Linked DNA regions of Homo sapiens: region 1 is linked to region 2. A link is a loop called in an ENCODE intact Hi-C map of the cell type or tissue named here. Cell type or tissue: dorsolateral prefrontal cortex. All regions are shown on one strand. Links, peaks and the distances in the headings refer to the core of each region. The heading gives the core; the rest is flanking DNA.

The links. Hi-C counts contacts between places; a loop is a spot of excess contacts. Peaks named below come from ENCODE experiments on the same cell type or tissue, not always from the same donor. Only the 100,000 strongest peaks of a DNase experiment are listed, where the experiment ranks them.
Region 1: it touches region 2 in a loop (2.5-fold over the local background); 63 of 110 quality-filtered maps call a loop at or near these places.

Annotation. Positions count from the first base shown.
Region 1 is chr17:3,854,782-3,869,509 of GRCh38, reverse strand. It overlaps CAMKK1 (calcium/calmodulin dependent protein kinase kinase 1), which reads left to right. Exons shown (of 16, transcript NM_032294.3): 14 at 1-23; 15 at 3,499-3,602; 16 at 7,227-9,195. The coding sequence ends at 7,299. LOC124903897 (a long non-coding RNA gene) reads right to left here and starts at 13,311. Exons shown (of 2, transcript XR_007065580.1): 1 at 13,271-13,311; 2 at 10,730-10,933. RefSeq lists enhancers at 714-1,213, 1,214-1,715. In dorsolateral prefrontal cortex, for the core only: CTCF peaks have their summits at 5,446 and 5,646 (motif pointing left); DNase peaks (open chromatin) are centred at 3,029, 4,179 and 5,619; H3K4me3 peaks cover 922 bases; H3K27ac peaks cover 2,170 bases.
Region 2 is chr17:3,997,531-4,012,258 of GRCh38, reverse strand. It overlaps ZZEF1 (zinc finger ZZ-type and EF-hand domain containing 1), which reads left to right. Exons shown (of 55, transcript NM_015113.4): 53 at 2,502-2,655; 54 at 3,305-3,376; 55 at 5,289-7,814. The coding sequence ends at 5,369. Among named protein-coding and RNA genes, the nearest start is that of LINC01975, 28 kb to the right of the region's middle. RefSeq lists an enhancer at 4,197-5,164 and silencers at 7,331-7,410, 7,511-7,590. In dorsolateral prefrontal cortex, for the core only: a CTCF peak has its summit at 7,449 (motif pointing right); DNase peaks (open chromatin) are centred at 7,338 and 7,888; H3K27ac peaks cover 1,431 bases.

The DNA of each region.
Region 1 (14,728 bases), core at 2,549-10,548, 140 kb after region 2:
TCATCCCCAGCTGGACCACGGTGGTAAGAGAGCCGGGGTAGATGCTCCCTTGTCCTGGAGGGCCTGGGGGACCTGAGCCTTGCTCTGTGCCTGGCTCCTTGGGGGGACAGAGGCCTGCCTGGCCAGCCAGCTGTGATCCTGGGCCACTGGAGCCGCCATTCTGCTGGAGGCCCATGGAGAGGGAGGTCTTGTGGTCGGGAGACCAGGAGGCTTGGTGAGGAGAGTGACTGATTTAAAGAAATAGCGGGCGTGGGGCCGGGCGCGGTGGCTCACGCCTGTAATCCCAGCACTTTGGGAGGCCAAGGCGGGCAGATCACGAGGTCAGGAGATCGAGACCATCCTTGAAACCCCGACTCTACTAAAAATATAGAAAATTAGCTGGGCGTGGTGGCGGGCGCGTGTAGTCCCAGCTACTCGGGAGGCTGAGGCAGGAGAATGGTGTGAACCCGGGAGGTGGAGTTTGCCGTGAGCCGAGATCGCGCCACTGCACTCCAGCCTGGGCCACAGAGCGAGACTGCGTCTCAAAAAAAAAAAAAGAAGAAAAGAAAAGAAAGAAATACCGGGCGCGGTGGCTCACGCCTGGAATCCCAGCACTTTGGGAGGCCGAGGCGGGTGGATCACGAGGTCAGGAGATCGAGACCATCCTGGCTAATACGGCGAAACCCCACCTCTACTAAAAATACAAAAAAATTAGCCGGGCGCAGTGGTGGGCACCTGTAGTCCCAGCTACTGGGGAGGCCGAGGCAGGAGAATCGCTTGAACCTGGGAGGTGGAGGTTGTAGTGAGCCAAGATCACGCCATTGCACTCCAGCCTGGTTGACAGAACGAGACTCCATCTCAAAAAAAAAAAGAAAGAAATAGATGGCCCTTGCTCAGCGGCAGCAGTCACCGTGACTGGAAGAAGCATTTCATTCCGTCCAGACAGTTACTGAGCTTCCGTTCTCCAGGCACTGCACAAGGTGCCGAGGACAAGGCAGGGGAACGGCCTGGGCAGCCTTTGGATTGGAGGAGTGGCCCCAAAGCCCACGTATCAGTTAGGCGGCGCCTGCGTCTCCCCCAGAGCCCACGTATCAGTTAGGCAGCACCTGTGTCTCCCCCAGAGCCCACATATCAGTTAGATGGGCCTGCGTCTCCCCCAGCGCCCGCGTATCAATCAGGCAGTGCCTGCGTCTCCCCCAGATCCTGTGTATCAGTTAGACGGTGCCTGCATCTCCCCCGTGCCCACGTATCAGTTAGACGGCGCCTGCTTCTCCCCCAGAGCCCACGTATCAGTTAGACGGCGCCTGCTTCTCCCCCAGAGCCCACGTATCAGTTAGACGGCGCCTGCTTCTCCCCCAGAGCCCACGTATCAGTTAGACGGCGCCTGCTTCTCCCCCAGAGCCCACGTATCAGTTAGACGGCGCCTGCTTCTCCCCCAGAGCCCACGTATCAGTTAGACTGCGCCTGCTTCTCCCCCAGATCCTGTGTATCAGTTAGACGGCGCCTGCTTCTCCCCCAGAGCCCGCGTATCAGTTAGACGGTGCCTGCATCTCCCCCAGATCCTGCGTATCCATTAGACAGTGCCTGTGTCTCCCCTAGTGCCCGCTCACATTTCGGTTTTGCTCCTCTTCCTCTGCTCAGCTTCTGTGTTGGCACTTGGAAGTGATTCACATAGTCCCCCGTGGCCACCTGGGGCCACTGAGAGCCCTGCCCTGCCCCTGCCTGACAGTCAAGTGAGTCAGGGCAAGCACAAGGCCAGGAGGAGAGCCAGGGCCACTGCCGTTGGCGGGGCCTGGCCTTGCACTTTATCCCCCTCTGCAGGGTCCCGGCCCAGCTGGGACCAGCTGGCTCAATCCCTGCCCCCTATGCTTACTTGACTCTGTGGGGTCGCTGGAACCAGGCAACTCCCACGGGGTCCCCATGACCACTTGCCTGATCTTAGCCACCATCTCCTCTCTCTCAGACCACTGGAACAACCTCCCACGCTGTCCCTTGCTTCTACTCTCACTCCCTGTCCCCCTGGTCAATGCTCAACTCAGCACCCAGCATGGTCCCAGTGGCATGAGTGTGTCACCTCCCAGCTCAGAGCCTGCTTCTCACTCGGGCTGCTGTGTCCCTCAGAATCAGACCTCCAGCCTGTGCCCCACCACCCGCCCTGTTTTTCTGCGGGGCTCGTGCACCGTCCCGCCATCATGCACTCGTCTCTGGCCACGTGCCATGGAAGGGGCTGCCCCAGAGCCTTCAGACTTCGCTTCCCTCTGCCCGGGGAGTCCCACCCCCGATGGCCACGGGACTCGCTCCCTCACTTCCTTCGGCTTTTTACGCCAGGGTCCCCTCCTAGAGAGAAGCGAGCCTTCCCTGACCCTGTAGCTTCAGCCTCCCCTGCTTCACACCTCATCGCCATTCCCTTGTTTTATTTTTTCCTTTCCACTTACTGACATACATAATTTACTGATTTTTCTTCTTTACTTATCGCCTGTCTCCCCCAACTAGAATATAAGCTGTATGATGGCTGGGCGCAGTGGCTCACGCCTGTAATCCCAGCACTTTGGGAGGCCAAGGCGGGAGGATCACTTGAGGTCAGGAGTTTGAGACCAGCCTGGCCAACATGCTGAAGCCCCGTCTCTTCTAAAAATACAAAAAATTAGCCGGGTGTGGTGGTGGACGCCTGTAATCCCAGCTATTCAGGAGACTGAGGCGGAAGGATCATTTGAAGCGGGGAGGCAGAGGTTGCAGTGAGCCGAGATTGTGCCACTGCACTCCAGCCCTGGGCAACAAGAGCAAAACTCCGTCTGAAAAAAAAAAAAGGCTATATGAGGGCAGGAATTCTGGCCTCAGTGTGGCCCCAGGGCCTAGAGTAGTGGCCAGCACCCAGTAGGCAGCCAGTGGTGACCAGTGTTGACGGGATGGATGGACACAAGCGAGGGAGTGAAGGGACTGGCAAGTGTGCCGCTGCCTCTCTGCATGCGTGTGAGTCGGCGTGTCTGTGGGCACGGCATGGAACCGTCCTTGTCACGGAGGAGGGACAAAGGCAGAGAGCCAGGCTGCGGCAGCTGTTCCCCTCCTGGCAGCCCCACTGACTGGGCCACCGGCTGCGGCTCAGCCGCTTCCCGGGCCGCCCTGCAGTAGCATCTTGGCATCTTCTCGGCGGCCGGAAGGCGGGAAGGATGGCACAGCATCCCTCCATGGCATTGCTGCCGTAGCGAGAAGGTATCTTCTAATGGACTCCCACTTCCAGCCCTGGCCCTCCCCACTCTTTCAGCCTGGCCTTGCGGACCCTTCATGGGCTGGTCCCGGCCCCCTCCTCATGTACCAGTGGCATCCGGCTCCTCACCATTCCAGGAATATGCCCCCAGCTGCCAGCGCCCCGTGTTCTTGCCTCTGCCATTTCATGCTGTGCTGATTGAGATGGGACCCGCACTGCGGCCCCCTTGGCAGCTGCTCTCGGGGAATCGGAGCAGAGGCTGCGTGTCTGGGAGCCTGGGACCTGTGCTCCTCACGCTGCCTTGTCCTCCTCAGATCCTGGTGAAGTCCATGCTGAGGAAGCGTTCCTTTGGGAACCCGTTTGAGCCCCAAGCACGGAGGGAAGAGCGATCCATGTCTGCTCCAGGAAACCTACTGGTGTAAGTACTGGTGGGCCAGGGACTGCCGGGCACTCCCTGGAGTTGGGTGGGGAGGTCTGAGGCCCATCCTCCCACTCTCACTGTCGTTGGGCCAAGGCCAGAGCCTGGGGACTTGGCCAGGTCTCGGTGTTGGCCCCATTTGCATCTCTGTCCCCAAGGTTAGTCGGGGCTAGAAGGGACCTTTTGGGCCCAGCTCTTGCTTCATTCCTGGGGCCAGCATCCCTCACACACACACTTCCAGGGATGAGGAGCTCACGCAGCCCCTCCATGGGACAGGAAGACCCTTCTTCCATGCAGCTTGATGTCACTCTCTCACTGGGTCCAGCCCCTCTGGGGCTTCAAATCTGTGGCCCCCTCAGCCCTTGGCAGCCTGGCAGAGGTTTGCAGACAGGCTGATGTTGGCTTCCTGTAGGAGGCTGGCGGGCTGTAGAGGAGGGGTGCTGGCCCCTCTGCCTGGCCCTGGGGACTGTTGGCTGCTCTCCCAAGTGGCCCAGGCTGCCTGCAGCCATTGCTGGGGCTCTGTGCCCAGTCAGCACTTTGTGAGTGCTTGTTCAGTGAGTAAGCAGGGACAGGCTGGCCGGTGGACCACGGGAGAGGAACCCGCATTGGCCGAGGGCTCCCTATGGTGAGCCACGCCTGTGGGTTCACCACCTCCTAGGAGGGTCCAGAAAAGCAGCTCCCCAAGCCTGTGCGCCTCGTCCTCAGCAGATCCACCTTCTTCACTATAATAAAAGCCAGTCTGGGATGCTAATAAGGCCTGTGCTGGAGTTTGTACACAAACCTGCAGAGAGAAAACCAGTGGGGTCCTGAACCACAGCGTGGTCCTGGGACAGCCACTGCCTTCCTCTGGCCCCGGAGGGAAGCTTTGGGGAAGGGGCTGGTGGGAGTTGTTTGCCCCACCCTGGCCTGCTCTGTGTGGAAGGCGCACTCCCCAGAGGGGTGAGTGCCAGGCGCTGTCCGGGTGCCTTGGCTTCACGCTGTCACCAGGCCTGTCCGGGACCACCATGTTGGTTTCCCGTGAGGCCTCCCTCTCATAAGAGGGCCCTTCAGAAGGGTCGGGACCCCTCGTAGTGGACAAGCTGACATCTGCTCCCTGCTGGAGGTGGCTTGCACCCAGGGAGAGCCTCATAATGAGGTGGGGGGCCTGGGAGAGGCCTGGAGGTCCCAACTGCAGCTTTTCTGTCATCTCTTCAGGGAGGTGGTTGCGGTTGGGGGAGGATTCTCTGAGCTCATCCAGGAATGTAGGCCCCTGATGCTGGAATTGTGCTTAGTGTAGGGGGAGAGGGGGCATATATAATTTGACGTCCAAATGGGGACATTTTTGAGAGTGAAAGGGGAAGCCATTAATAATTATGCCAGCACGGCCGGGTGCGGTGGCTCACGCCTGTAATCCCAGCACTTTGGGAGGCCGAGGCGGGTGGATCACAGGGTCAGGAGATCGAGACCATCCTGGCTAACACGGTGAAACCCCGTCTCTACTAAAAATACAAAAAATCAGCTGGGCGTGGTGGCGGGCACCTGGAGTCCCAGCTACTCAGGAGGCTGAGGCAGGAGAATGGCGTGAACCCGGGAGGCAGAGCTTGCAGTGAGCCAAGGTCACGCCACTGCACTCCAGCCTGGGCGACAGAGTGAGACTCCGTCTCAAAAAATAATAATTATTATGCCAGCATGGTGGCTCATGCCTATAATCCCAGCACTTTGGGAGGCCAAGGCAGGATTGCTTGAGGCCAGGAGTTCAAGACCAGCCTGGGCAACATAGCAAGACCCCATCTCTAAAAAAAAAAAAAATTAGCCGGGCGTGGTGGTGGGTGCCTGTAGTCCCAGCAACTCAGGAGGCTGAGGTGGGAGGATTGCTTGAGTCTGGGAGGTGGAGGTTGCAGTGAGCTGAGATTGCACCACTGTACTCCAGCCTGGGTGACAGAGCCAGACCCTGTCTCAAAAAAAAAAAAGAAAAAAAAGTAATAATAATTATGCCAGGACAGCAGGTGGACGGACACCTGGTCCTTCTGACTCAGAGCCTGTGGTCCAGCACCCCCTAGTGGTGGAACAAGCCAGACACAGGATAAGGATACATTTAGTGTCTAGTTTGTACCTGGCAAACAGAGTGACAAGATTGGGCTTAATACTTTCCAGCTATAAAATTCTAGAATTCTGTGACCCAAGTTTAATTTGGGGTAGAGCTTTTTAAAAAAAAAATAGAGATGGAGTCTTGCCATGTTGCCCAGGCTGGACTTAAACTCCTGGCCTCAAGCCATTTGCCCACCTTGGCCTCCGAAAGTGCCAGGTGATTACAGGCATGAGCCACCACACCCAGCCTCCACGTTTAACTTTGAAAGAAGATTTTACTTCATCATCAAGTCCCAATATTTATCCTTGATAGACTGCTTTGGTTTTTTGTTTGTTTGTTTTGAGATGGAGTTTCACTCTTGTTGCCCAGGCTGGAGTGCAGTGGCGCAAACTCAACTCACTGCAGTCTCCGCCTCTCACATTCAAGCAGTTCTCTTGCCTCAGCCTCCCAAGTAGCTGGGATTACAGGTGCATGCCACCACCACACCGGCTAATTTTTGTATTTTTATTAGAGACGGGATTTCACCATTTTGGCCAGGCTGGTCTCAAACTCCTGACCTCAGGTAATCTGCCCACCTCAGCCTCCCAAAGTGCTGGGATTACAGGCGTGAGCCACTGTGCCCGGCCATAGAGTTTTTTATACTTTGGGATAATTGTAGAAACTCAGTAGTAGAGTTAAGTGGAGTTGGTCCTTTTTAAAGATATCAAAACCCATTTACTGGTTATTTTAAAAAGAGACATTTTGGGAGGAAAACTAGATATAGAAATCTGTTGAATATGTGACAGAATCCCAAGACTGATAGATGGACTCTGCCCTGTGAACAAGGCAAAGAAAAATGCAAAATGAAAGCCTCTCTACCCAGATCTGCTGGGGGATGACTGAGGTCAACACAGAAGGCCCTCAGGCCGGGCACGGTGGCTCACGCCTGCAATCCCAACACTTTAGGAGGCTGAGGTGGATGGATCGCTTGAGCCCAGGAGTTTGAGACCAGCCTGGGCAACATGGTGAAACCCTGTTTTTATAGAGATAAAAAAATACAAAAATTAGCTGGGCGTGGTGGCATGTGCCTGTAGTCTCAGCTACTCAGGAGGCTGAGGTGGGAGGATCGCTTGAGCCTGGAAGGCAGAGGTTGCAATGAGCTGAGATTGCACCACTGCACTGCAGCCTGCACGACAGAGCGAGACGCTGTCTCAAAACAACAACAAAACCACACACACAGAGAGAAGGCCCTTGATTAGGCTGATAGTTGGAGGATGTAGGGAAGTCAGCTGGGTCAGACTGTGAGCAGCTCCAGAGGCCGTGCTGGGAGGTTTAGACTTCATCTCTGGTCAATGGGGGGCCACGGAGGCGTTGCGGGCTGAGACTGGGGGCTGAGAGACCGGCAAGGAGCAACTGCCGTGATGTAGGGAGGCCAGAGGGAGGCCAAGCTTGGGGCAGTGGGTGAAGGGGGCTTTGAGAGATGTGGGATTCAGATTCCTGTGTGTGTGAGGGAGAGTGTCTCCCTGAGTGCATATTCTGACCCTGAGGTCCCTCTGTCCCTGGTGTCCCCTGAACAGGAAAGAAGGGTTTGGTGAAGGGGGCAAGAGCCCAGAGCTCCCCGGCGTCCAGGAAGACGAGGCTGCATCCTGAGCCCCTGCATGCACCCAGGGCCACCCGGCAGCACACTCATCCCGCGCCTCCAGAGGCCCACCCCTCATGCAACAGCCGCCCCCGCAGGCAGGGGGCTGGGGACTGCAGCCCCACTCCCGCCCCTCCCCCATCGTGCTGCATGACCTCCACGCACGCACGTCCAGGGACAGACTGGAATGTATGTCATTTGGGGTCTTGGGGGCAGGGCTCCCACGAGGCCATCCTCCTCTTCTTGGACCTCCTTGGCCTGACCCATTCTGTGGGGAAACCGGGTGCCCATGGAGCCTCAGAAATGCCACCCGGCTGGTTGGCATGGCCTGGGGCAGGAGGCAGAGGCAGGAGACCAAGATGGCAGGTGGAGGCCAGGCTTACCACAACGGAAGAGACCTCCCGCTGGGGCCGGGCAGGCCTGGCTCAGCTGCCACAGGCATATGGTGGAGAGGGGGGTACCCTGCCCACCTTGGGGTGGTGGCACCAGAGCTCTTGTCTATTCAGACGCTGGTATGGGGGCTCGGACCCCTCACTGGGGACAGGGCCAGTGTTGGAGAATTCTGATTCCTTTTTTGTTGTCTTTTACTTTTGTTTTTAACCTGGGGGTTCGGGGAGAGGCCCTGCTTGGGAACATCTCACGAGCTTTCCTACATCTTCCGTGGTTCCCAGCACAGCCCAAGATTATTTGGCAGCCAAGTGGATGGAACTAACTTTCCTGGACTGTGTTTCGCATTCGGCGTTATCTGGAAAGTGGACTGAACGGAATCAAGCTCTGAGCAGAGGCCTGAAGCGGAAGCACCACATCGTCCCTGCCCATCTCACTCTCTCCCTTGATGATGCCCCTAGAGCTGAGGCTGGAGAAGACACCAGGGCTGACTTTGACCGAGGGCCATGGACGCGACAGGCCTGTGGCCCTGCGCATGCTGAAATAACTGGAACCCAGCCTCTCCTCCTACACCGGCCTACCCATCTGGGCCCAAGAGCTGCACTCACACTCCTACAACGAAGGACAAACTGTCCAGGTCGGAGGGATCACGAGACACAGAACCTGGAGGGGTGTGCACGCTGGCAGGTGGCCTCTGCGGCAATTGCCTCACCCTGAGGACATCAGCAGTCAGCCTGCTCAGAGCGGGGGTGCTGGAGCGCGTGCAGACACAGCTCTTCCGGAGCAGCCTTCACCTTCTCTCTGGGATCAGTGTCCGGCTGGCCGACGTGGCATTTGCTGACCGAATGCTCATAGAGGTTGACCCCCACAGGGTCACGCAGGACTCGGACACTGCCCTGGAAACATGGATGGACAAGGGCTTTTGGCCACAGGTGTGGGTGTCCTGTTGGAGGAGGGCTTGTTTGGAGAAGGGAGGCTGGCTGGGGGAGAAACCCGGATCCCGCTGCATCTCCGCGCCTGTGGGTGCATGTCGCGTGCTCATCTGTTGCACACAGCTCACTCGTATGTCCTGCACTGGTACATGCATCTGTAATACAGTTTCTACGTCTATTTAAGGCTAGGAGCCGAATGTGCCCCATTGTCAGTGGGTCCACGTTTCTCCCCGGCTCCTCTGGGCTAAGGCAGTGTGGCCCGAAGCTTAAAAAGTTACTCGGTACTGTTTTTAAGAACACTTTTATAGAGTTAGTGGAAGGCAAGTTAAGAGCCAATCACTGATCCCCAAGTGTTTCTTGAGCATCTGGTCTGGGGGGACCACTTTGATCGGACCCACCCTTGGAAAGCTCAGGGGTAGGCCCAGGTGGGATGCTCACCCTGTCACTGAGGGTTTTGGTTGGCATCGTTGTTTTTGAATGTAGCACAAGCGATGAGCAAACTCTATAAGAGTGTTTTAAAAATTAACTTCCCAGGAAGTGAGTTAAAAACAATAAAAGCCCTTTCTTGAGTTAAAAAGAAAAAAAAAAGGTTTGTGCGTACATTTTCTGCATCTGGATATACGTTCTTTCTCAGCAGCTGGAACAGCTGGCTTTGTTGAATTTTCTGGAAGCGTCTGAGGCACCCTAAGTCCCTGAGCAGGACAGTGGTGAGAAGTGGTCTTGGCGGAGGGAGGGAGAGGGAAGGGCTGGCTCAGGAGGTGACCGGGCTGCAGTCCAGGGTACAGCTGAGGCTCCTGGGCGGGTCCGTGGCCACTCCTTGGGAAGAACTGCCTGTTTCACAGGGGCTCAGGATGCCAAGGTCTGGTCCGGGTAGGAGCCATAGCTGCTGCTTTTGGGGCAGAGGTCCCTGTGGTGTCACAGGAGTGCCTGTGACACCAGCCCAGTGACCTCCCATCCCCGCTTAGCCTTGGACACTGGTACAGACTTTTGGGACCCCACACCTCTGTTCCCATGGTACAGCCCTCCAGGGCAGCGACGAAAAGAGTCATCCTTAAGGTCACACAGCCCTGAGCTTGAATCCAAGCTTTGCTACTTAAAAATTGTGTGACCTTTGGCAGGTCATTGGAGGAGCCTCAGTTCCCTTATTGATTTAATGGGAATGTTCCCGTGGGGTGTTTTGTTTGTTTGTTTGAGATTTTTTGAGACTTGCTCTGTCACCCAGGCTGGAGTGCAATGGCAAGATCTCGGCTCACTGCAACCTCTTCCTCCTGGGTTCAAGCGATTCTCCTGCCTCAGCCTCCCAAGTAGCTGGGACTACAGGTGCCCGCCACCATGCCCCAGCTAATTTTTTGTACTTTTAGTAGAGACGGGGTTTCACCATGTTGGCCAGGCTGGTCTTGAACTCCTGACCTCAGGTGATCTGCCCACCTCGGCCTCCCAAAGTGCTGGGATTACAGGCGTGAGCCACCGCGCCCACCTCCCATGGGGTTTGAATGCAAACAATGCAAACGTTTTCGTCTGCTCTCACACTACAACAGTGAACACAGAAGACTTCTGTGACCGGCTGGGCGCGGTGGCTCACGCCTGTAATCCCAGCACTTTGGGAGGCTGAGGAAGGCGGATCATGAGGTCAGGAGATCGAGACCATCCTGGCTGACACGGTGAAACCCCGTCTCTACTAAAAATACAAAAAATTAGCCGGGCACCTGTGGTCCCAGCTACTCAGGAGACCGAGGCAGGAGAATGGCGTGAACCCGGGAGGTGGAGGTTGCAGTGAGCTGAGATTGCGCCACTGCACTCCAGCCTGGGCGACAGAGCAAGACTCCGTCTCAAAAAAAAAAAAAAAAAGACTTCTGTGACCAACCATGTGGAGTCCCCCCCACCCCCATATCCCTTCTGCAGCAGACCCCAGCCAGGTGTCTTCTAACTCAATTCCGACACTGTCTGCTTGGAAACAGTATCGGATCCCACAGGTTGAGGACACAAGCCTACAAGACAGTCCCTCAGTCAGACACCAGTCATGAGTCCCAGCCTCTGGAGTTTCTGTCCCACCGGCTTCAAGTTGGGGTTCCCACAACCCTCTCTTTGGGTTTGATTAATTTGCTGGAGCGGCTCACAGAACTCATGGAAACACGTTTACCGGTTTATTATAAAGGATTTGGCAAAGGATACAGATGAGGGGAGATGCACAGGGCAAAGGACGGGGGAGGGGTGGAGAGCTTCCATGTCCCCCCAGGATGCCACCCTCCAGGGACCTCCATGTGTTCAGCTCTCCGGAAGCTCCTCAAACCTTGTCCTTTTGGGGTTTTTGTGGAGGTTTCAATACCTAGGTATGATTGATTAAATCATTAGCCATTGGTGATCACCTTAACCTTCAGCCTCTCTCTCCTCCCCAGAGGTAGGGGATGGGCCTGACAGTCCCAACCCTCTAATCCTGCCTGGGTCTTTCTGGTGACCAGACCCCATCCTGAAGCCACCTAGGGGCTGCCAGCCACCAGTCAATTCGTTAGCAAAGAAAAAGCTATCCCTGGCCTGGTGCGGTGGCTCACGCCTGTAATCCCAGCACTTTGGGAGGCCGAGGCGGGGTGGATCACGAGGTCAGGAGATCGAGACCATCCTGGCTAACACGGTGAAACCCCGTCTCTACTAAAAATACAAAAAATTAGCCAGGCACGGTGGCGGGCGCCCGTAGTCCCAGCTACTCGGGAGGCTGAGGCAGGAGAATGGCGTGAACCCGGGAGGCGGAGCTTGCAGTGAGCCGAGATCGTGCCACTGCACTTCGGCCTAGGCGAAAGAGTGAGACTCTGTCTCAAAAAAAAAAAAAAGGGAAAAAGCTATCCCTTTGGAGATCCTCAGGATTTCAGGAGTTGCATGCCAGGAAATGGGCTCGAAACCAAATATGTTTCACAGTACTGCAGGGTTCTTGTGACGGTAAATGAAGTCCTTGTGCCAAGCGCCTGGTACAGAGCTCAGCACGTGGTAAATTCTCAGCAAATGACACCCTTAAAAGGAAAGGCCTCTCTGCCTCGGGGCTGCCGGACCCAGCCTTGGGGGTCACGGTCTCAGCACGTCCTACGTGACTGGTATTTGCCCAGCTGTGGAGCTTCCCTCTGGGTGAAGCTGCCCTCTGGGTCCATCAGAGCTGCTGAAGACCAGGAGGGAGACCAGGCTATAGGCTGCCCAGTGGGGTGATCAGGTTTTCCATCTGAGAAACAGACCAGAGCTGCTCCTGCCTGCTTCCTGGTGGTCCCACAAAGCTCCCGTGAGGGGCTGTACCATGCCCTCTCCAGGAGGGGTGCTGGTGGTCAGGCTGAAGCTCCCCAGACACCAAGACCAATAAGCCCATCTTGTTCTCATTTCCTCCCCACCACTGGAGCCCCTCAAATGCAGCCTCGCCATCTCTCACCTCCTCACTGGTCTTCTAGCCTTGGTCCTTGGCCCTCTGGTCCATGCCCTCCCTGGCTGCCCGAGTGATCTTTCTGAGCACCCACCTGACCATGCCCCTCTCAGAACCCTGCCATGGTCCCCACGGTGCTCAGCCTGGTGCTCAAGGCCCCGTCAGCCTCTCTGGATGCCCTCCCCACTCATGTCCCACCCTCTCACCTTGCTCCCATTCCTCTTCAGGCCCAGCCATTCCGGCGGGACACTGCCTCCCCTCAATCCCTGCCCCTGCTTGTCAAGCTTGACCCCGCCCTCCAAGGCCTGTTCAGCAGCTGGAAAAATCCAGAGGTGGGTTCATTGAAATGGTCACCAGATTGATACAGAATTACAGCACAGGAGGGCACCGGCCAAACTTCTCACTCGGTCCCCACCAGAGTCCAAGAGGGACCGTGCCTAAGGCACTGGAGCTTTCACAAGGACGAGATTCTCCATGCCCTCAGGCGCTCCCGCTCCTTTAAGGCAATCTGTGCCAATATCCATCTACCTCCCTCGGAAACCCACCCCAAAGCTGAGAAAGGGCTCCCCACTGCAGTCTGTCTGCTCCCTCCACCCCAGCCCCATTCAGTTCGAAGGGGTAGTTCTAGAATCTCCTGGGGAGCTTTTAAAAAATCCTCATGCCTGGGTCGACCTTCAGAGATTCTGGTTCAAATGGTCAAGGATGCCGTCTGGGTGTCAGGATTTTTTAAAATATATATTTTATATTTAAAAAATTATTTTAGGCCGGGTGTGGTGGCTCACGCCTGTAATCCCAGCACTTTGGGAGGCTGACGCGGGTGGATCACAAGGTCAGGAAATCGAGACCATCCTGGCTAACACGGTGAAACCCCGTCTCTACTAAAAATACAAAAAATTAGCTGGGCGTGGTGGCAGGCGCCTGTAGTCCCAGTTACTGGGAAGGCTGAGGCAGGAGAATGGCTTGAACCCGGGAGGCGGAGCTTGCAGTGAGCCGAGATTGCGCCACTGCACTCCAGCCTGGGCGACAGAGTGAGACTCCATCTCAAAAAAAAAAAAAAATTATTTTAGCAGTTTTAGGTTTTTAGAAAAATTGAGCAGAAGATACTGACAGGGCCAGAGTGGTGGCTCATGCCTGGAATCCCAGCACGTTGGGAGGCCGAGGCAGACGGATCACTCGAGGTCAGGAGATCGAGACCATCCTGGCTAACACGGTGAAACCCCGTCTCTACTAAAAATACAAAAATTAGCGGGGCATGGTGGCGGGCACCTGTAATCCCAGCTACTCAGGAGGCTGAGGCAGGAGAATCGCTTGAACCCAGGAGGCGGAGGTTGCAGTGAGCCAAGATCACGCCATTGTACTCCAGCCTGGGTGACAGAGTGAGACCCTGTGAAAAAAAGAAGGAAGGAAGGAAGAGAGAGAGAGACAGACAGTTCCCATATATCCTCTCAACCTCCACCTCCCGCCCCCCAATTTCTCTTATTATTAACATCTTGCATTGGGGTACATTTGCTTCAATTTATGAACCAATATTGATACATTATTATTAACTAAAGTCCACGGATTACATTAGGACTCACTGAGTTGTATTATTCTATAGTTTTTAACAAATGTATAATGACATGTATTCACCATTACAGTGTCACATAGAATAGTTTTGCTATGGCCGGGCGCGGTGGCTCACACCTGTAATCCCAGCACTTTGGGAGGCCGAGGTGGGCAGATCACAAAGTCACAAGTTGGAGACCAGCCTGGCCAATATGGTGAAACCTTGTCTCTACTAAAAATATAAAAATTGGCTGGGCGCGGTGGCTCACGCCTGTAATTCCAGCACTTTGGGAGGCCGAGGCGGGTGGATCACGAGGTCAGGAGATCAAGACCATCCTGGCTAACACAGTGAAACCCCATCTCTACTAAAAAAACCAAAAAATTAGTTGGGCGTGGTGGCGGGCGCCTGTAGTCCCAGCTACTCGGGAGGCTGAGGCAGGAGAGTGGTGTGAACCCAGGAGGCGGAGCTTGCAGTGAGCGGAGATCACCCCACTGCACTCCAACCTGGGCGAGAGAGCAAGACTCTGTCTTAAAATATGTATATTAGCTGGGCATGGTGATAGGCGCCTGTATCCCCAGCTACTCCAGAGGCTTAAGGCAGGAGAATCACTTGAACCCGGGAAGCGGAGGTTGCAGTGAGCCGAGATCAAACCACTGTACTCCAGCCTGGGTGACAGAGCGAGACTCTGTCTCAGAAAAAAAAAAAAGTTTTGCTGCCCTAAAAATCCTGTCCTTTACCCATTCATCTCTCCCCCTCCTTTCTCCCTTTGATAACGACTGATCTTTTTACTGTCTCCATAGATTTGCCTTTTCCAGAATATCATATTGTTGGAATCACATAGTATGTAACCTTTTCAGCTCTCCAGGTGACTTTCTTTTTTTTATTGATCATTCTCGGGTGTTTCTCGCAGAGGGGGATTTGGCAGGGTCATAGGACAATAGGAGGGAAGGTCAGCAGACAAACAAGTGAATAAAGGTCTCTGGTTTTCCTAGGCAGAGTGTTTGTGTCCCTGGGTACTTGAGATTAGGGAGTGGTGATGACTCTTAACGAGCATGCTGCCTTCAAGCATCTGTTTAACAAAGCACATCTTGCACCGCCCTTAATCCATTTAACCCTGACTGGACACAGCACATGTTTCAGAGAGCACAGGGTTGGGGGTAAGGTCACAGATCAACAGG
Region 2 (14,728 bases), core at 4,261-12,260:
ACAGGATCACTCAGCCCCACATGGGCTTAGCTCTGTTCACTTGAGCGTCGAGTCCAGTAAGCACAGTCTGGTTGAGCAGTGCTTATGAAACATGGAACATCTCCATGGTCTCCTGGCTGGTGGGCCCTTCTTGCCTGCAGCAGGAAAGAAGACCTGTGCCGCAGCCTGCACAGTCTGCTGGCCATTGGCAACCTTCTTTCCAGTGGGGACAATCCCGCACCCTCTGTCCCGAGCCCGGAGGGAACTCCCAGCATGCCTTGCCACCCTAGCCTCTTTCATGCGTGCTCCTCATAGAGTGAGAGAGGGGCCTGCCTGAGGGCTTGGCCCGGAGGCCACACACAAGGGGCAGTCCTCAGGGGAGGGACCTTCTCAGCTCGCAGGTACATTGTACCTCACATGCTCATGCTTCTCTGAAAACCCAGCTGGAAAGCTATCAGAATTTTCCTGTTTGTTTTATGAAGATTTATTCCTCTGGGAGAAAGAGATTGGCTTCAAGATAACAATTAAATATACACAATAATTTTTCAAGTCATAAGAGAAAAAGCAATTTTTTTTAAAAAAAAGCAAAATCCAATATTATATAATTATATATGGCCATATAACAAGTTCTAGAATATTATTTATTTCATAATTTTTCTTCTCCAAAGGATATTGAGTTGGAATTAAAACACAGCCTTCCTCTGAGTAAAAACACACACACACACAAAAAAAAAACCCCTCAGTTCATTCTCTCAGCAGAGGCTCTGCTTTACTTAGGGAAAAGCTTTCTGCCTGAGCAACCTTGCAAGCATCTTGTGTTTCATAAGCCCACCTGAAAATCATAACAATGGTAGTCATCGTTACCTTTTTTTTTTTGAAACATGGTCTGGCTCTTTCGCCCAGGCTGGAGTGCAGTGGCACCATCTCAACTCACTGAGGCCTCCACCTCCCGAGCTGAAGTGACCCCCCTCCCCTCAGCCTCCTGAGTAGCTGGGACTACAGGTGTACGCCACCACACCCAGCTAATTTTTCTGTTTTTTTATGGAGATGGGGTTTCGCCATGTTGCCCAGGATGATCTCAAATTCCTGAGATCAAGCAATCCCCCCACCTTAGCCTCCCAAAGTGCTGAGATTGTAGGTATGAGCCACCGCTCCTGGCCATCTTTTTTTTTTTTCTTTAATTTTTTTTAGAGGTGGGGTCTCATTCTGTTGCTCAGGCTAGAGTGCAGTGTGGCACCATCATAGCCACTGCAGCTGTGAACTCTTGGGCTCAAGTGATCCTTCCACCTCAGCCTCTTGAGTAACTAGGACTATAAATATGAGCCACCACGCTTGTCTTAAGTGTTCTTTTCTGTTTATAAAAGCAGTGAGCATTGTAGAAAACCTAGAAAGCTGATAGGGTCAACTGCTGGTGGCATCTTTTGTTGTGTCTGTTTACTGTTGTTTTTCTTATGCATAGAGAAAATGCTGTATATGCAGGTTATTTTTGAATTTTATTTTGTATATGTAGTTTTACATCTTGCTTTTTTTCTTTTTTCTTTTTCTTTTTTTTTTTGAGACGGAATCTCACACTGTCACTTGGGCTGAAGTGCAGTGATGTGATCTCAGCCCACTGCAACCTCCACCTTCAGGGTTCAAGCAATTCTTCTGCCTCAGCCTCCCTAGTAGCTGGGATTACAGGCGCCCACCACCACGCTCAGCTAATTTTTTGTATTTTTAGTAGAGACGGGGTTTCACTGTGTTGGCCAGGCTGGTCTCCTGGCCAACTCCTGACCTCGTGATCCGCCTGCCTTGGCCTCCCAAGGTGCTGGGATTACAGGCGTGAGCTACCGCGCCCGGCCACATCTTGCTTTTTTTCATTTAATATTTATCTTGAGATGAGTTCCCACTGTCACTGGAAAGTCTTCATAACTTTTTTTTTTTTAAGAGACAAGGTCTCACTCTGTTGCCCAGGCCAGAGTACAGTGGTGCACTCATGGCTCACTGCAACCTCCAACTCCTGGGCTCAAGCAGTCCTCCCACCTCAGCCTCTCGAGTAGCTGGGTGCTGTCACACACAGCTAGGTTTTTTTTTTGTTTGTTTTTTGGGGTTTTGTTTGTTTGTTTGTTTTTAATTTTTTGTAGAGACAGGGTCTCGCTTTATTTCCCAGGTTGGTCTCCAACTCCTGGGCTGAAGTGATCCTCCCACCTCTGCTTCCCAAAGTGCTGGGATTACAGGTGTGAGCCACCATGTGTAGCCCGTAACATCCATTTTTCAAGATGCACAGTAATCCCCGTGAGCACATTTCCGACCTCCTGTTCCCTTGGAGCCTGGTTTTAAAGTTTAGGTTCTGCCCCTTTCCTTCTTTGCTGTTGGTGACTATTCGTGGCTGCTTTGTGGGGAGCATAGGTGAGGCGACTTTATAATCATTTGTACCAGCTGTGGGAGAGGGAGGGTCTGAGCTGTGGTTCCTGCCAGCTGTAAGCCATGTGACCTTGGCATGGCTCTCAGTAAACTGACCACCTCCGGGGCTCCTCCTGCAGTGACCTGTGTGACCTTGCGCTGTTGAAGCCCCTGTGGCAGCTCTTTACCCACATGGAGTACGGCCTGTTTGAGGACGTGACGCAGCCCGGCATCCTCCTTCCCCTGCATCGTGCCCTCACTGAGCTCTTCTTCGTCACCGAGAACCGTGCCCAGGTGAGGCCTGAGGTCTGGGCAGGGAGCCCGGTGCCTCCATGTGCGTTTGCTCCCTCTGCTACCCAGGGCAGAAGCTGCTGCCTCATCCGAGCCTGAGTGGCCAGGGTCTCGACAGGCCACACAGGACAGGCATGGCTGAGAGTCTGAGGCTCTCGCCTCTCCCAGGCCTGGGAAACCCTCAGGTCAGCTCTGAGATTGCTTATTTTGTCAGGCCTAGAGCCAATGGGGGAGAAACTGCCCGGGATCAGCCCTTGACAACAGTGAGTTTTGGAAAATAAAACGATGGGTTATTTCTGCTTCCTTCTCTTTTTTTCCTCCCCTCAGCACAATAGACTGATTGAATGTGGGAGCTGAAAGGGCCTTTCAGAGTTCTTTAGCTTCCCTCTCCTTTCACACATGAGGAAACTGGCTTGAGGAGGGGTCCCGGCCTGGTCACCCAAGGGCAGGTGGAGGCAAAGGTGACCCCGGCACCGGGCACCTGGCTCCCGCCAGGGTTCTGAGCAAGGCAGTGCCACGCGGTGCTGGGCGGCGTGAGTAGCGTCCGCCCATGAGAGGCTTCTGCTTTCGCAAGCAGGTGTCCCAGGTGGTCTGGGAGAGCTGCACTGCGCATCTGGCGCTGTCACTCACAGCCCCTGCTCTCTCTCTGCAGGAGCTTGGCGTGCTGCAGGATTACCTGCTGGCCCTAACCACGGACGACCACCTTCTCCGCTGTGCGGCACAGGTACTCTCTCCACCCCAACAGAGCTGGCCCCCAGGCTGGGGCGCCACCATCTCACCATTGCCAGGGCAGAGAAGGTCTGTACATTGCGTCTGAGTAGGACAGAATCCACCCGGAGCTTACACAGAGCTTGTTCCAGTTCAGTCACTTCCTCCTGGTGCTCAGAGAGCATGCACGAGCCCCATTTATCAGAGTCATTCACTCTAAACTGTGGGGTCAGAAGAATTTGTGTCTTTAAAACCAAAACAACCGATGCCTTAAATTTAGTTTGGCTGATTCTTGAAGTTTCCGTGGAGTTAGATTTCACATATTTTTAGATGTGAGTTGCTTCTCTGGTAGCGGAACTCCTCTTCTGACAGCTGTTTGGTCTCAGGACGCTTCACACTTTTCACTGACTGAGGAGCTCAGAAAGCTTTTGGATATGTCTATTATGCATATATCCATATGTGCCATTAGAAACGAGATTTTCAATTTAAAAATTAAGCAAAAGTGTAAACCTTTATCAATTTATTTTTTTAAAGTAGTGAACCCATTTCATGTTAACATGAATAACACGTCTTGTGAAAAACGACTCTAACTTTTCAAAACAAAGTAATTACTGAGTGCTCTGGGACAAATAGGTGACCAAAAAAGAAAAAAGGAATGCCTGCAGAGGGTGGCGCTGTTGTGTTCCATCCTTGCAGACCCCTCTCATGTCTGGCCTCGTAGAAGACAGCTGGATTCTCATGTTCTCATGTCTGCTTCTGCAGTCAGTCAGATCACACGTCAGGCTCTGGAACACTCCACCATATACTCAGGAGAAGGAAAGTCAAAAATGAACCTTGCAGACCCCAAAAGGGTCTCGGGAGTCGCCTGGCCCCAGAGTACATTTTGAGAACCTTGGACTCCTTGAATATCATCGCGTGTGTGGCCCAACACCCCCACCCCCCCGGAGGACAGCTAGGGACACTGAGGCTCACAGGGTTACCCGTGGGTGGACACCCAGCCGGGACACCCAGCCAAGAGCCCTGCCTGAGCGCGGCGCTCTGTCCCTTGGAAGTAGTCTCCGAACACACCGCCCTTTTGCAGGAAAAGGGTCTTCTTTCCTGTTGTAGGCTTTGACGTGTACGCTCGGAAGTGGAAATGCCCCCAGCCCATACCGAAGAGTTTGTGTGAATTCACCCGAGACCTGTAGGCAGAGTAGAAACTCCCTTACCCCCAACAGCTACCTACCAGCATTGCCGCCGCCACCCCAGGTTTCATCACATCATGTAACGAAATTTTGATATTTGCCCGTCCTGGCCCCAAAGCTCAGCATGGCGGCTTGCCTGTGGGCGGGTCCCTCTTGCTGCCCCTGTCCAGTCTCCATTTCCTCCTTACCCTCTTCTGACCCCCCCCACAGCCTGTTGAGTGTACTGCACCAGTGTCCTGACGTTTCTCCCTGACACGTCTCCCTGCCAACCCCCTCTTCCTCCCTCTGCCACCTCCACCCTCTTGCTGCCCAGACCCTGAAGGCCTGACGGGCCTGGCCTCGCCTCCAGGGCATCTCAGTGCCCTCCTGGCCCTGTTTTCTCTACTCCCTCTGGTCCCCAGCACTGGCTGTTCGTTTCCTGTGAGTGCCTTGCCCTTCCCCACCTGCATCTTTGCACTGTTTTCCCCAGAGAGTTTTCCCAGACCTCTGCAGACAGCCTTCTGAGCCTCCGCCCTGGGACTGCCCCTCTGGGCAGTGATGATTCCTACCTACATTTGGAGCTTTCATGTGCTCTTAATAGCATTTTTTTTCTCTCTCCACTCTGCAGGCCTGTGGGGGAGGGGAACACATCTGGTTCCCCTCCTCCGTCCCCACATCCTCAGTGCTCAGCTGAGGGTCTTATCAGCACTCACTGAATGAGGGAGTGGCTCCCGACATTGGCGACAACTCTTTTTCCCTCTACAGGCTCTGCAGAACATTGCTGCCATCAGCCTGGCCATCAACTACCCAAACAAGGCCACCCGCCTCTGGAATGTGGAGTGTTAGCCCTTGGTGGGGCGTGCATGGGACTAGTTCATCTGCCACAGGGATTTTAGAGCAGACATCTAACCTCATTCAGGAAAACTCCTGTAGCGCCAGTGCCCAGCTCTCCTTGAGCTGACCACTCCAGTTAGGATGCCAAGCAGCCACGTCTCCAAGAGCTCCCGTGCGTAGGCTGGACACAAGCACAGGCTGTAGCATGGTGAAAATAAGCCAAGCAGTGCAGAATGCCTCAGAAAGGGTGGGCAGGGGGCCCTTAAGAAGGTTCAGAGACCAGCCTTCTCCAGAGGCTGTCACTGCAGGAGCCGTGGGCCTGGGAAGACTTGGAAGCGGCCTCTCTCAACTGGTTTCTGTCTCCGTGGAGCTGGAACTGCCTGCACTTGCCTTCAGAGGGAGGCACAGTCCACCCAGATCCACCTTTCCAGCAAGACCCCCAGTGGCTGCCCAGCCTGGGAGCACCTCTTTGCTTTTCACACCAAACCAAAACTGGCGAGAGCCCCTCCTAGCCACCAGTGATCCCCAAGCATCCAGTACAGAACCAGGCATCGAGCTAGCTCCCTGCACGGCCGCACCCTCCCAGAGAACTCCTTGAGGAGAACAAGTGCCCTTGGGGACAGCCGGCAGGCGCCCCTGTACGTCTGCTCATGCACCAGGCAGCACAGCCGCAGTTCCTCAGTTGTTGTTTTGACATATTTCAGTTTCCACCTCACGTTTTTAGAGCAGAACCACACTGTCTCCCTGGAGGGGCTCGAGGGCATGACCGGGGACTGACCATTCTGTGAAAGGAGCAGAATGTGAGGAGCACGCGTGAGCTTATGTACCGTGAAGATGATCAGAGGATATCTTATTTTAAGAGTAAAAACCCACATAATTTTATTTCTGCTTGATAGTCATGGTAGTCTGTCATACCCACCTCTGGGACTCTGCGTGGCTGTTTGGCTGTCACTTGTAGCAATAACGACATTAGTTCTAGTCAGTGCTGTTTTACATTTTTCTTTTGATGGGTTTAGTCTTGCCCTGGAGTGCCGATGATGATTCTCCCTCCAGAGCCACGCTTGGGAACATGAAGCAAGTCTGGCGTGTGGGCTGCGTGCCGGCCTTAGTGGGACCCGTGGGGTTGGAGCATGCCTTTAGGGGCAGTGTCTGGGCCGAAGCACGTCCCACCACACAGTGCCAGAGCCAGAGAAGGGGCCCCACCACCAAGGCCAAGCTTGACCAGGTCAGCATTGCCATGGCCCAGTGTGCCCCGTGGCCTCTGAAGATCCCTCTGTGCAGGGTCTGCAGGGATCTGGATTGCAAGGGCCCAAGTCTGCAGGTCTGGAAGCATCTTCCTATAAGAGCACTTTCGCCTTCTGGGTCAGGACTCCAAGGTGCAGCGGGCTTCACAGCCCTACAATTGGGTTCTCAGCTAAGCCCCAGAGTTCTGGTAGAACCATCCCGGGGCGGGTGGAGGGTGGGATTTAAGGGAGACGGGAACACATGGGGCAGGTCCTGGAACTTGGTGGCCTGAGGACTGAGGCCATTGCCCTGGTGGAAAGGCCTGGCCTGGTTCCTGTGGCTTGGGACCTGAATAGGCAGGTGCTGCTGGCTCCGTAGAAACCCTTTTCCCATCTTTTGCTCTTTGCCAAACCTACCTTGCTTTGGGAGCTGCCTGCACCACCCCAGAGAAGGCCCCACCTTCTTCATCCCTCAGACCCGAGGAGGCCTCCCAGTAAGGAGTTTCCCAAGAGGGGACTCACAGGAAACAAGTCTTAGTGCTTGGGAGGGAGGCCCCGCTGCGTGCTCAGACTCACAGCCAACCTGGAAGGTAGACGAGATAGCGCCACCCACGCCCCTCCACACCCCAGACTCCGAGTAAAGCGGGCGGTAGGGCCGGAGTCACCTCCCCTATGGCAGTGGCCGCCGCTGTACTCCATCCTCCCGTCAGGAAGATCAGCTGTAAATAAACGCTGGGCTCCCCAGAGCACCTGTCCGCCCACTGCCCTTGCTGTTCTGGGATCTTCGCTGCAGTTCACGGGAAACAAGCCTGAGTCCGCTCGCACCCGCGGCTGCTCTCCCGGCTCGGCCCGGCCGCCTCTGTCTCCGGCCACCGGGTGGCGCTGCCGAGCCAGAGCCGCCGCGTCCCGGCGCTTTCCAGGAGCCCCAGGCCCGGAGGAGGCGAAGCCCGCAGAGCAAAGGTGGAAACACGTGCCTACGCTGTAAAGAAATCCTGTTCCAGAGCATACCTGTTGTACAAACAGACACTGTTCCTAACGAGAGGAGTGACGTATTTTCATCACCGTTTTTAATTTGTTTTCTTACGGGTTTACGATTTTGAATTTTTCTTATTTGGTTGAAAGAATTTTGATTCTATCAGCCTGAGTGAGTTCAGCCTGTAAAAAGGATGTTAAGCTGTGGGTAAAATATGCAAACGAAAAGAAATATATTGTACAAATTCTATATAATAAGGTACGCCTGTGTGTGGACTGGTCTCTCCCTCCTCCCTCCGCCCCGCCGTGTCTCGTGGAGCTCAGGCGTGGAGTTTACACCGCGCCCGAACGGATGCGAGGCGGAGACTCGGGGGCTCAGGGCTGAAAGAATGGAAAGCTGCTGTAGGCCTTCCTCCAGATCATCCTCCTCCCAAGCCCGAGCCAAGCCCCCGCCCCTCCCCCGGCGATCCCAGGGCTTTGGTTCTCCCCCCACCCCCCTGCGGCCATCCGGAGGTTTCCACACACAGGGCGCCGTGGGGGCCTCTGCTCTTCGGCCAGGCTCCCCTGGCCCCACCGCCCGCCGTGGACCTCTCTGGTAGCCCGCAGGACACTGCGGAACCCGGAGGAGGAAGGCAGGGCCCCAGGCAGTGCGCCTGCTGCCTTCCTGGGACTGGCTGCCTTCCCGCCGGCCTTTGGACCCTGCCTCTGGCCCAAGTGTGGCCTGAGGTTTACCTGGGCCTCCCGCTTCCTCCTCCTCCCCGCCTCTGCTTTGCCACGCGCTGCTCTGTCTCCTTCCCAGAGGCATTCTGGGGCTGAGGACTGTCTGGCAAATTACAGAAGCGTGCCTTCTTGGCAGGGGCTGCACTTAACCAACCTTTGAGGCCCATTTGTTCCAGCCCGACAGAGTCTGACACATCCCCCAAAGCCCCAGACTGCTTTCGGGGGAGCCCCAGGCAGGGTCTGGACCCAGCCTCAGCCCTCACTATCCCTCAGCCCAGAGAGAAACCTGAGACTCAGCAGGACTGGGTGCTCCCAGGCCTGTGCCGCTCCCGAGGCGATCTCTAGGACCTGGTGCAAATGTTGATGCCCTCCCCGCCTCACCTTGTCCGGAGCACACTGGGGCTTCACTCTGAAAAGCAGGCGCGTCCATCTGAGCCCTGCCCGGCTAGTGTGACTAAGCCAGCACCAGCGGACTAAGAAGAAGGCCACAGAGAGCCAAGCAAGTTGAGCCCAAGCTTTTAGAACTGAAGAGAAACACAGGGTTCCACCAGCTGAGCCTCATTTATCGAGAGGCAGAAGCGGTGGGAAGTCAGCCTCGAACCACGCGGGAGGCGGGTGGAGAGCCCCGGCCCCCAGCCACGGCTGCAGCACAGAGGCGCTCAGCGCGCGCTCACCCGCTCAATACATGCCCTCCACAGACCTAGCGCCGGGGCTTCATGCGGAACCACCAGTGAGCAGCCCAGGCACTCAGACGGAAGCCAAGTCAAAACACGGCCCTGGCCAGGTGTGGTGGCTCACGCCTGTAATCCCAACACTTAGGGAGGTCGAGGTGGGTGGATCACCTGAGGTCGGGAGTTCGAGACCAGCCTGACCAACATGGAGAAACCCCGTCTCTCCTAAAAATACAAACTTGGCCAGGCCTGGTGGCGCATGCCTGTAATCCCAGCAACTCAGGGGGCTGAGGCAGGAGAATCGCTTGAACCTGGGAGGCAGAGGTTGCGGTGAGCTGAGATGGCACCATTGCACTCCAGCCTGGGCAACGAGAGCAAAACTCTGTCTCAAAAAATAAAAATAAATAAAACACGGCCCTGTCGCTTCCCTAGCTGCCATCTCCTACCCCTCCCCTCCTTCCCTGCTGACAAAATCCAATTTTTTGCAGGTGGTGACTCTACACAGTTTAATCTCAAGAAAGGTAGGACTTTCTACTAGCTCATGAGGAAAGTCATGATTAAGTCCTCCCTGCTCCCTCCCCCTGCCCACCCCAAGTAAGCTCGCTTCTGTGTCCCAGCCCTTCTTGCAGTGAGGCCGTCAGAGGTGTCTGAACCAGAGCAACTCCATTTTGAATAGGGGCTGGGTAAAATAAGGTTGAGACCTACTGGCTGCATTTCCAGACGGTTAGACATTCTGAGTCACAGGACGAGATAGGAGGTCGGCACAAGATACACGTCATAGAGGCCCTGCTGATGAAACAGGTTGCAGTAAAGAAGCTGGCCAAAACACCAAAACCCAGATGGCCACAAGAGTGACCTCTGGTTGTCCTCATTGCTACACTCCTACCAGCGCTGTGACAGTTTACAAATGGCATGTCAATGTCAGGAAGTAACCCTATATGGTCTAAAAAGGGGAAGCATGAATAACACACCTCTATTTAGCATATAATCAAGAAATAGGCCAGGCACGGTGGCTCATGCCTATAACTCCAGCACTTTGGGAGGCTGAGGCAGATGGATCACGAGGTCAGGAGTTTGAGACCAGCCTGGCCAACATGGTGAAACCCTGTCTCTACTAAAAATACAAAAATTAGCCAGGCATGGTGGTGCGTGCCTGTAATCTCAGCTACTCGGGAGGCTGAGGCAGCAGAATCACTTGAACCCAGGAGGCGGAGGTTGCAGCGAGCCAAGATCACGCTACTGCACTCCAGCCTGGGCAACAGAGTGAGACTGTCTCAAATAAATAAAAAGAAGTAACCATAAAAATGGGCACCTCGAGGCTGCTCTGCCTTTGGAGTAGCCATTCTTTATTTCTTTCCGAATAAACTTGTTTTCACTTTACTCTGTGGACTCACCTCAAATTCTTTCTTGCATGAGATTCAAGAACCCTCTCTGGGGTCTGGATTGGGACCCCTTTCTGGTAACAAGGCGGCTCTATGGCTGCATTCTCCAGAGGCTCTGGGGAAGGAGCCCTGCTCCTACGCACTCCCTTTGTGCCGAGACGAGATGTCAGCTGGAGGCTGACAAGCCAACACTCTGGGGCGGTGGGAGCAGAAAGCCAGGAGTCTGACAGTCTGACTCCTTCATTCCATTGTTTGAGCCCTAGAACTACCCATCTCCAGGAGGTGGCAAGGTGTCCTCTCACCTCAGCGGAAAGTATTTCTGACCCAACTTTATGCAACAATTTGGCTCCAGTAGGTTGAAATAATGTCACAGCTCTCTTCTCATGACATTAAATATGGACAGTATATGGAAAGGAAATGTAAAAATTCCAGAAATAAAAAGGCCTCCAACAGTGTCCAGTCAAGCCACAGATGGCATCCAGTTGCTCCATTACCAAATTCTCCTTCTCTCTTGGGGTTCTTGGCGTACGTAGCTTTGCTCATGCCCAACCAGCTTCTAGACTTCCTATCTGGAGGCGCTGTCCCAGGATTCGTTGGGATTTCTTCAGTTGCAAGTTAAAGACACTCCAAACTAACTTAACACGGAAATGGATTGACTTACAAAACCGAAAAGCCCGAGGGTTGCCTCTAGCCCCAGGCAAAGCTAAATTCCAGGGACTCAAAGATGTCGGCTCCCTCTCTCTCCCGCCCTCCATCCTGCCTCTTCCTCCTCTTCCTCCTCCGCTCATTCTCCTGCCCTGCTTCCACCTGGGTTTTCAGGCAGGTGAGGGCGAAAATTAAAGCACCAGGTGATGGCTCTCTCCTCTTCCTCGCGGCCACTGACCACCTCTGATTCCCCAGTGGAGAGGGCTTCTCACTCTCTCTTCATGTGAGGCTTCCCAAGCTGTTGGCTGGTATCTTCTAGCCGTGAGTTAATTTACTGTTTTTTGTTTGTTTGTTTTGTTTGTTTGTTTGAGACCGAGTCTCACTGTCACCCAGGGTGGAGTGCAGTGGCGCGATCTCGGCTCACTGAAACATCCACCTCCCGGGTTCAAGCGATTCTCCTGCCTCAGTCTCCCGAGTAGCTGGGATTACAGGTGCCTGCCACCACACCTGGCTAATTTTTTGTCTTTTTAGTAGAGATGGGGTTTCACCATGTTAGCCAGGATGGTCTCGATCTCCTGATCTCATGATCCACCCGCCTCGGCCTCCCAAAGTGCTGGGATTACAGGTGTAAGCCACCACACCCGGCCAATTTACTGTTTTAAAAGCTACCTGGGAGACCCATGAGTTTGTGTTGTCACCTCAGAATTGCTGAGCAACACAGCATCCATGACAATGGCAGAAGTACCCACGCAGCCACTGTGAGCCTCGTCAACACATCAGCTGGACCACTCAACCACTCGGCCAGGCAAGATGCCCCCAGATGTGGCAGGCAGCTTATCCACTAGTGAGTTTAGAAATTTGCAACAGAAGTGGAGAGACAGACATTTAAAACAACTGATCTTAAGACCAGAAAAAGGTGAAATGCAGAAGAATGAGCACATGTCTATCAAGCAGATGCAAACAGAAAATCAGAGTTATTCAGCATCAGGCAATATAATTTGAGACAAAATTAAACTGGGCAAGGCCAGGCATGGTGGCTCACGCCTGTAATCCCAGCACTTTGGGAGTCCGAGGTGGGGGGGATCACTTGAGGTAAGGAGTTCAAGACCAGCCTGGCTAACATGGTGAAACCCCATCTCCACTAAAAATACAAAAATTAGCCGGGCGTGGTGGCGGGCGCCTGTAATCCCAGCTACTTGGGAGGCTGAGTCACGAGAACTGCTTGAACCTGGGAGATGGAGTTTGCAGTGAGCCAAGATCACGCCATTGCACTCCAGCCTGGGCAACAAGAGCAAAATTGCGTCTCAAAAAAAAAAAGGTAGTTCTTCAGGCTAAAAGCAAGTTACCCCGGATGGCAATTTGAATCCACAAAAAGCACTGGTAAAAGTAATTATGCAATTATAAAAGACAGTATAAATTCATTTTTCTTCTCAACTGATTTAAAAAGCAACTGTATAAATATGAATATAACATATTGTTAGGCCTATTACATATAAAATGTAGTATATTTACCAAAAGCAAGACAAGAAAGGTGGGTGGGAGCAAAGCTGTACTGGGCTAAGGAAATGACTCCAGATGTCACTCAAATCCACGAGAAGAAATGAAGAGAACTAGAAATTATTTTATTTATTTATTTTTTGAGACGGAGTCTCGCTCTGTCGCCCAGGCTGGAGTGCAGTGGCGCGATCTCGGCTTACTACAACCTCCACCTCCCGGGTTCACGCCATTCTCCTGCCTCAGCCTCCCAAGTAGCTGGGACTACAGGCGCCGCCACCACACCTGGCTATCGTATTTTTAGTAGAGACGGAGTTTCACCATGTTAGCCAGGCTGGTCTGAAACTCCTGACCTCAAGTGATCCCCCCGCCTCGGCCTCCCAAGGTGCTGGGATTACAGGCATGAGCCACCGTGCCCGGCCTAGAAATTATTTTTTTAAAAAAGAGGATTAATATAATAAAAGCTGTATATACTTATTCTCCTTTTTCTCTCAGCTTCTGTAGAAAACATAAAATTATTTAAAGTAATGATTATAACAACTTATTGTTGGGCTTGTAACATTTATAGATGTGATAGTTATAACAACAATGCCACAAAAAGGAGAGAAAGGGAAAAAAGCTACATAGGAGTCATGTTTCTACATCTCATTAAAATTAAAGTTAATATAAATCTTAAGCTGAGGCTGGGCGCGGTGGCACATGCCTGTAATCCCAGCACTTTGGAAGGCTGAGGCAGGTGGATCACCTGAGGTCAGGAATTTGAGACCAGCTTGACCAACATGGCAAAACCCTGTCTCTACTAAAAAAAAAATACAAAAATTAGCCAGGCATGATGGCACACACCTGTAGTCCCAGCTACTTGGGAGGCTGAGACAGGAGAATTGCTTGAACCTGGGAGGCAGAGGTTGCAGTGAGCCGATATTGCGCCACTGTACTCCAGCCTGGGTGACAGAGCGAGACTCTATTTCAAAAATAAATAAATAAATAAATCAGAAGCTGATTCTAGTAAGTTAAAATGTATAGCCAGGTGCAATGGATCAGGCCTGTAATCCCAGCACTTTAGGAGCCCAAGGCAAGAGGATGAATCGCTTGAGCTCAGGGGTTGGAGACCAGCCTGGGAAACATAGTGAGACCTCATCTCTATAAAAAATAAACAAAATTAGCCAGGCATGGTGGTGCTTGCCTGTAGTCCCAGCTGCTCGGGCGACTGAGGTAGGAGGATTGCTTAAGCCCAGCACATCAAGTCTGTGGTGAGCCATGATAATGCCACTGTTTTCCAGCCTGGGTGACAGAGTGAGACGCTGTCTCAAAAAAAAAAAAAAAAGTATATAAAACCCTAGATCAACAACTAAGAAAATGCCAAAAATATACTTCAAAAAAATCATCATAGAAATGTAAATGCTACCTTAGAAAATATTCACTTAATGCAAAGGAAAGCAGTGAAGGAAGAATGAGGAACAGAAAAGACTTGAGACATAGAAAACAAAAAGTAAAATGGCGGCATAAATCCAACTATACCAATAATATTAAATGTAAATGGATTAAACAATGTAATCAAAAGGAAGATTATTGTACTGGATAAAAAAAAAGATTCGACCAGGCACGGTGGCTCACGCCTGTAATCCCAGCACTTTAGGAGGCCGAGGCGGGCAGATCACGAGGTCAGGAGATCAAGACCATCCTGGCTAACATGGTGAAACCCCATCTCTACTAAATATACAAAAAATTAGCCGGGTGTGGTGGCGAGTGCCTGTAGTCCCAGCTACTCAGGAGGCTGAGGCAGGAGAATGGCGTGAACCCGGGAGGTGGAGGTTGCAGTGAGCCGAGATCGCGCCACTGCACTCCAGCCTGGGCGACAGAGCGAGACTCCATCTCAAAAAATAAAAAATAAAAACACAAGGTTCTACTATATGCTGTCCATGGAGAAACATTTTAGATTTAAAAGCACAAATAGATGAAAAGCAAAAGAATAAAAAAAAGATATATCATGCAAAGGGCAATCACAAGAAAGCTGAAGTGGCTATAGTTTTATCAGACAAAATAGACTTTAAAACAAAAAAAATGCTTCTAGGGACATTTTAGAATTATAAAAGGGTCAATCCATCAGGTAAATATAACAATTATAAATATATATGCACCTAGTAACAGAGCACCAAAGCACATGAAGCAAAAACTGACGGAAATGAAGCGGGGAATAGATAACTCAGCAATGATAGCTGGAGACCTCAAGACCCCACTTTCAGTAGTGGATAGAAGTAGCCAGG